Regions from separate parts of the Homo sapiens genome. Here region 2 is linked to region 1. A link is a loop called in an ENCODE intact Hi-C map of the cell type or tissue named here. Cell type or tissue: endothelial cell of umbilical vein. All regions are shown on one strand.

What was found. Hi-C counts contacts between places; a loop is a spot of excess contacts. Peaks named below come from ENCODE experiments on the same cell type or tissue, not always from the same donor. Only the 100,000 strongest peaks of a DNase experiment are listed, where the experiment ranks them.
Region 2: it touches region 1 in a loop (5-fold over the local background); 1 of 110 quality-filtered maps calls a loop at or near these places.

The regions. Positions count from the first base shown.
Region 1 is chr10:10,829,255-10,833,254 of GRCh38, reverse strand. It overlaps a transcript of CELF2 not described here. Among named protein-coding and RNA genes, the nearest start is that of LINC00710, 120 kb to the left of the region's middle. RefSeq lists an enhancer at 1,331-2,530. In endothelial cell of umbilical vein, no CTCF peak of the experiment used is centred here; DNase peaks (open chromatin) are centred at 1,934 and 2,414; H3K27ac peaks cover 2,494 bases.
Region 2 is chr10:10,498,220-10,502,219 of GRCh38, reverse strand. It overlaps a transcript of CELF2 not described here. Among named protein-coding and RNA genes, the nearest start is that of CELF2-DT, 38 kb to the right of the region's middle. In endothelial cell of umbilical vein, no CTCF peak of the experiment used is centred here; a DNase peak (open chromatin) is centred at 2,189.

The DNA of each region.
Region 1 (4,000 bases):
CATTAACCAGGTTGATGAGAATGGGCTATGTGCCATAATGCTAACAGGGCTTAAAGCTCTTTGGAGAGAAGATAAGCCGTAAACACAAGGCGTTATCACAAAAGTTTTATGCATGAGAATGAATCCTCAAAAGTATGAAAGGTAAGAAATGACATCTTTCTTTTTGCTAAATTTTTTTCTTCACAGAGCTGACTTTAAAAATACACACACACACACACACACACACACACACACACACACAGAGTTTTCTGTGTCTGTAGGAGGCTCAAAAACTTCAAAAATTGTCGGTGAGTACACCTGGCATTCAGAGCTCTAAAACGCTGTCCTAAGGTGATTCTTGGATATCTGAGAAAGCCAGTTTTCATAACAGAAGCATCTTATTCTTTACTGTTTGTGGTGATAGGCCAATTTTGCATTTTATCTTCTCTCCCCTCCGATTCCAGTGTAATGAATGCATGTTCTCAGGGGTTATTTATGCAAGTATTTCCATTTTAAAAACAAGACACTGGGGAAGGGAGAAGCAACTTTGAGACTACCACTAAGGACCCTAGGGAAAAGGTCCTGTAAATGGATCCGGTATGGGATTTCCGCCCTGAATCATGGACTATTTAGTCAATTGATTTGATCATCAATGTTTTATTGAACCGACTCACCTGCACACCCTTCACAAAGCTATCATCACTCTTCGAAAGGGTTATTCTCTCCTTTGTGCTACTATAAACATGGCATTTGTCCAGAAGTTGAGGTCCAGCATGAAATGCAGAAGAACCTGGGCTATTTCCTGGCTTTTAAAAATGATTCTTGTGCTACGGGTGATCCTACTTGTCTCTATATCTGGGATCTTTGGAAAGGCCCTGGGTATATTGAAATCTACCCGTGAGTAGCTCTAGAATATTTGTGTTCAGACCATTTCCACAAAGTTCTCCAAATTGTTCTTCTCTTGGCAAATCTTTACTTATTTATTTATTTATTTTTATTTTTTTTTTTTAGATGGAGTCTCGCTCTGTTGCCCAGGCTGGAGTGCAGCGGCATGATCTTGGCTCACTGGAACCTCCGCCTCCTGGGTCCAAGTGATTCTCCTGCCTCAGCCTCCTGACTGGCTGGGACTACAGGCACTTGCCACCACTCCCGGCTAATTTTTGTATTTTTAGTAGATACAGGGTTTTACCACGTTGGCCAGGATAGTCTCGAACTCCTGAGCTCAGGCAATCCGCCTGCTTTGGCCTCTCAAAGTGCTGAAATTACAGGTGTGAGCCACCGCGCCCGGCCTTATTTATTTTTTCAAGATGGAGTCTCGCTCTGTCACCCAGGCTGGAGTGCACTGGTGCAATCTTGGTTCACTGCAACCTCCGCCTCCCGGGTCCAAGTGATTCTCGTGCCTCAGCCTCCTGAGTAGCTGGGATTACAAGAGCATGCCACCACACCTGGCTAATTTTTGTATTTTTAGTAGAGACAGGGTTTCACCATGTTGGTCAGGCTGGTCTCGAACTCCTGACCTCAAGTGATCCAGCCATCTTGGCCTCCCAAAGTGCTGGGTTTATAGGCATGAGCCACCTTGCCCAGCCATAGCAAATATTTATTTAAATGCCTACCATGTTCCAGGCATTGTACTGGTCTCCCTTAGGGGAACATTGATTTGGGAACAGCTTGACCAGGTGGAGATCAGGCTGCAAGTTGATGTCAGGGGCCCCCTTGTCCATAGTGGAATGATGGCTGTCTCATATCCCTAGGGACAAGTCCAGAAACATCGATCTTGCCATCACATTCTCATCCCTGTTCTCAACACGTTCCTTGAGGATTTATTGGCTCACCTCTTTAGGCTGAGGGCCTTCACAGGAAGTTGACACACAACAGTCTGTGCCAACTGCCTGATGTAGGAAGGGCAGCGTGGCTTCGGAAACCTTGTTCCAGAAGTGTCCTGACTGCCCTCAGTGTGAGTCACGACCTTCAGCCAACCCTGAGGGAGTAAACACCAGGGAATCTGGGGTCACCTTCAAGTGTCTCAGAACACTCATGACACCATCCGAAGTCAACACTGGGTGACTCGTGGTTATTTAATGCTAACGTACTTGAAGTGCGCAATTGGAAATCCAATTCACTTCAGAATGTAAGAGGACTCCTTTCTTTGTTCTACAGGCTTCAGGAAGAAAATAAAAAGTTCTAGGATTCCACCATTGCCCATTTCCAGCACTTTTTGGTTTAATTTAGGCAATTCTCTCTCCTCCAGCCTCACACAAACCCAACATTTAAGCTAGTTTGAAGATCAAATGCAGAGTTAAGCAAGGCTGAAGTAATCAGAAACTAGGAATTTGATATGGTGTCATCTATTGTTTTTAACGCATTGGACAAAAAGTCAGGAGAGTGGATTCATTGACAGATGTGTACCACTGTGATAAAAACACAGTTTTGTAATATATTTGTGTTTTGCAGCTAGGCAACCAAAAATGACTAACACACAGGAAGTATGCAGTTGTGTGCTTCTTCTAGCCAAATTATGGGAATTATAAATCTCTTATTTTCTTTACGCGAATGCTTTCTATGTAAAAGAAAAAAAAAATAAAAGAAATACAGCCCCTTGAGTTTTGTGGGCTTGTTTTTGACTGACTTCTTTCCCACAGCCCTTTCATTTTCTTTCCTTAGTCTTTCTCACAGGGTAAGCAGTAGGAAGTTTTGTTAAAAGAAAAGAAGGGAGTGAATTGTAAGTTATTATTATTATTTTTAAATCCTCCAAGGACCTAAGGAAGAGTAACACAAAATGACGAATCAAACTTGGCTTCATTATGGGTGACATATTATACGAACTATGTTATATTTTTTAAGCTTTTAGGAAATAGACTGGTATTAAGGTAAAGACTTGCTATAAAATAGCTATGATTACATTGCAACTCAGATTCTAACAGTCTGCTATAAATACTGTTTGAATTATTACTGTAATTCTACAGTATCCTTCTGTCGGCTTTTTTTTTTTTTTTTTTAAAGGAACTCCATGGCATTCAATAGCTCACAGTTTGTATTGCCGTTTGGAAATCTTTTCACAGCCTAAACAATTGCTTATAGATATCTAAGTGGGGAAACTTTCATTACAGTACATCAGCCAGGCATTTTCAAAAGAGGAGTCTTATACAACTTTTCAACAGAAATTGCTGCCTCTTGACCCATGACTGCCTATAGTTTAACTTTTCTACACGGATACACTCATGCCAGGCAGGCAAAGAGGTAAATATCATAGAGGATTGAAGAAATGGTGGTGGTGGGGTTGGTGGGGGAAGAGAACTTGGCCAGGGGGGTTACAGGTTGCTACTGCCTGGATTTTGGAAAAGGTAGTTGTGTGTTAAAAATGAGATGACATCAGTTCCAAAAATTTGCAAACTGCCTGAAACATTGAGAAGCTCCATTAGAACATATGCACCACGTAACACAGAAGTCAACCTCTGGACGAGCTGAGAGTCACCATCTCAGTTCAGCCAGGCCACTGTGTGTGTCCCAGTCACCCCATCCTCTCTGTTTTGCTTCTTATCTCTGGGGATGTTGGCTGGCTTGAGTCCTAGAGGCAGAAGAACATGCTAAAGCTTTTACTAGAAAGGCACTCAGAAAAAAACCTAGCACCTTATGTCCCAAAGCCTGCTGTGCCTACAAATGTGACAGATCAATTCCCTTGGAATAACATCTGGGAAGGAATAAAGATATTTAAGTCCAAATTCCATAAAATTATGGCACAAATTGATTGAATTGATCAAAATCTCAAATTCATAAATTTACAGGAAGTCATCCCTGGAAAGACCCTTCTCTGAAGTCTAGATACATAATAGATCATGAGTCTCAGATATGGGGTGATATAGCCAATCAAGGTCCACAGCTTGTTAACAATTAGGTTGGAAGAAAGATTCAGGGTTCCTAACTCCCGGATTATGGATTGATTTATAATCAAAAGTATTTTTAAGCTATTCTGTTTTTACTGTATGAATAATTGTGACTGTTTTCCTGTATCATATCATGCTTT
Region 2 (4,000 bases), 330 kb after region 1:
AAAACTGCAAATCAATATCCCTCAGGAAAACAGACACGAAAATCCTTAATAAAACACGACAAATAGAATTCAGTAATATATATGAAGAATTATATATCAAGACTAAATAGGGTTTATTTCAAGGATGCCAACCTGGTTCAACATTGGAAAATCAATTAATGTAATCCACCATATTAGCAGAATAAAAAAGAAAAATCAGGTGATAACACCAGTTGATACAGAAAAAGCATTTGCCCATCACTTATGATAGAAATTCTTGAAAAAGAAACAGGAATAGGGGGCAACTTCTTTGCTTGCTAAAAAGCATTAAAGAAAACCTACAGCAAACATTGTATTTCATCATGAAAGTCTGAATGCTTTCACTCCAATATCAAGGACAATGCAAAAATGTCTGCTCTCACCACTCTTATTCAACATAGTGCTCAAAGTTCTAGCCAGTTCATTAAGTAAAGTAAATAAAGTCATGCAAATCAGAATGAAAGAAAAGTGTTCTATTTGTCAGTGATATGACTGCCTACATACAAAATGCTATGGAAAACTCCTAGAATTAGTGAGTTCAGCAAAGTTGCAGGATACAAGATAAATATATAAAAATCAGTTGCACTTGTATATACCAACAATGAACACATGGAAATTAAAATTAAAAATACAATATCACTGTCAATTGCTAAAAAAGCTCTTTAAATACTACTCAAATACATATAAAAAACATGTATTCAGAATGTATAAAGAATTCTCAAAACATAACAGGAAAAATACAAAAAAACAAAATCTAATTATAAAGTGGGCAAAAGACAGGAGATATTTAATGAAAGAGGATACGCGGAAGTCAAATAAGCACCTGAAAATATTTTCAACATCATTAGCAAGTAGCAAAGTGCAAATTAAAACCACAAAGAACTACCATTACAGACCCTATCAGAAAAGTTAAAGTAAAACGCAGTGACAAATTCAAATACTGGTAAGGATTCAAAGAAACTTGATTACTCATACATTGCTGTGGAAATGCAAAATGGTACAGCCAGTCTGCAAAACTAAACTGTTTCTTTAAAAAACTAAACATGCAAATACCCTGTGACTCAGCAACTGCACTCCAGAGACATGACAACTATGTTCACACAAAAAACTGTACAGGAATGTTGATAGCAGCTTAATTCATCATAGCCCCAACCCAGAAACCACTCAGATGTTTGTCAATGGATAAATGGTTAAACCAACTATGGCACATCCGTACCATGGAATACTACACAGCAATAAATAATAACTACTGATACACACTACAACCTAGAAGAATCTCCAGAGAATTGTTTCTTGAAAGGTTACACATCATGTGATTGCATTTATAAAAGACTCTAAAAATGACAAAATTATAGAAATGGAGAACAGATTGCTGACTGCCATGGCTTAAGGAGCAGGCAGGAGCAGGAGGCAAGTGGGTAGGATAATAAAAGGCAAGGTAAGGGGTCTTCTTCATGATGCAAATGTACATCTTGACAGTATCAATGTCAGCATCCCGGTTGTGATGTTGTACTATAGTGTATTAGTCCATTTTCATGCTGCTGAGAAAGACATACCTGACTGGGCAATTTATAAGGAAAAAGAGGTTTAATGGACTCACAGTTCCATGTGGCTGGGGAGGCCTCACAATCATGGTGGAAGGCAAAAGGCATGTCTTACATGGCGGCAGGCAAGAGAGAATTTGTGCTTTATAAAACCTTTATAAAACCATCAGATCTTGTGAGACTTATTCACGATCATGAGAGCAGCACAGGAAAGACCCACCCCCATGATTCAATTACCTCCCACCAGGTCCCTCCAACAACACATGAGAATTGTAGAAGCTACGATTCAAGATGAGATTTGGGTGAGAACACAGCCAAACCATATCATATAGTTTTGAAAGATGTTACTATTAGGGGAAAATTAGTAGGAATACATAGCATCTCTCTGAATTATTTCTTGTAACTATATGTGAATCTACAATAATCTCAAAATAAAAAGTTCAACTTAAAAAATGGGAATACTGTAAGTAATAATTCTCCAAATAATAAAGTAAGATGGATCCTATCTCAAAATGCCACATCATTATTATTTAGTGCCCAAATGAGACTTAAGACAGTTAGAAGCTTCGATATACAGGGTGTAGTTACTATGACTCACTTAAATGTTATTGAAATGCTGTTTCCTGTTCCAGTTTCTGCGGTGAGGCTCTAATGGAGTTTATACTTAGCAAAAGTGAAAAGACTGACTTTGCTTTATGTATGTCTCTCTATTGTCCTAGGTCATGGTTTTCTGGTACCTGGTACTGCCATTAATGTTTCAGGAGCTGTTTTTCCCCCACAAGACAAGAGTCTTATTCTGTTGCCCAAGCTGGAGTGCAGTGGCATGATCTCAGCTCACTGCAACCTCCATCTCCCAGGTTCAAGTGATTCTCCTGCCTCAGACTCCTGAGTAGCTGGGATTACAGGCGCATGCCACCACGCCCGGCTAATTTTTGTATTCTTAGTGGAGATAGGATTTCACCACGTTGACCAGGCTGGTCTCGAACTCTTGACCTCATGATCTGCCCGCCTTGGCCTCCCAAAGTGCTGGGATTACAGGCCTGAGTCACTGTGCCCAGCCAGGAGTTCTTATTTCTGCACATCATCCCAGCTTGTTTCCCATTAAAAGCTCCACATTGCCATTCTTTCCCTCCTCTGCCCCAACTTAAACTGCACTCCTAACTCCTAAGCGAACTTAACATAGCAGTGTATAATCACATAATCACATGTGAATTACTAGTAAGTTTAGCCCTCCTTTTGAATGTCTTGTATTCAATAAAAACAAAAATAATTCAAACATAGTCTTCTGTTGGTAGAATGGCTGGGCATGGTGGCCTGTAATCCCAGCACTTCGGGAGGCTGAGACAGGAGAATCGCTTGAAGCCAGGAGTTTGAGACCAGCCTGGCCGACATGGTGAAACCCCAACTCTACTAAAAATAGAAAAATTAACCAGGCAGGTGGCACATGTCTGTATTCCCAGCTACTTGGGAGGCTGAGGCACAAGAATCGCTTGAACCCAGGAGGCGGAGGTTGCAGTGAGCTGAGATCGTGCCATTGAACTCTAGCCTAGGCAACAGAGTGAGACTCTCTCAAAAAAAAAAAAAAAAAGTAGAATGCTTGGGAAAGATCCAGTATTTCATAAGCAGTGGATGACTGTAGTTGTAAATGAGCCAGGCAGGGACCATGCAGACTCTCTTTGACTTCTCCCATATGGATTTTAGAGAAGGAGAATGAGGCAGAGCTGGAAAAATGCCCAAGTGTGTGCTTGTCCTCCCCTTTCTCCTGTCTCCAACTCTCTCCCATCTCCCTGTGGTCCTTCTCTAATTTGTAAAGATCTTAATGAGACCATTAATTGTTTTCCATTATTTTGCATGTCAATGTCCTTTTTAATGAAATGAGTTAATCAAATTTTTGCTGCAAATCCCTACTTCCTCATTTTCCGTGGATTTAATGCACACACTTGCTTGGCTTGTTACATTGTGTTTTTCAGCAATGTGACTCTGTGTTAGCTCCACGATGGGGAAGAGGCTAGAGGAAGGCGAAGCTTGACTGTACCTGCAAGATAACACTTGCTGAAAAGGCACCATGTCATGATCTCAGAAGGCATGCGTGATGGACTCTATTTACCTGGTCCCATTTCTCTAACCAGTCTCCTTACACTATGCTTTCCACCTCATCTCTTACTGTCCTTTTAACCACTGGCAGAGTTCTGCCTCCAGGAGCCAAGCTCAAATTGCTGTCTCTTAATCAAACCCAAGAGACTTGGCCAACTTTCACCATTGTTAGCCATTCGGCAGGTTTTGGCCCGATCACCTACTTCCTTCCTTGAACAACTTTCCTCCTCCAGTATCTTTGAGGCTGCCCTTCCTGGTTCTCCTTACTGTGAGTCTGCATAGTGTCTAACTTGTCATCTGCCTCTGCATAGGGCACTGGCATTTCAGATGGCACGTTTCTGAGC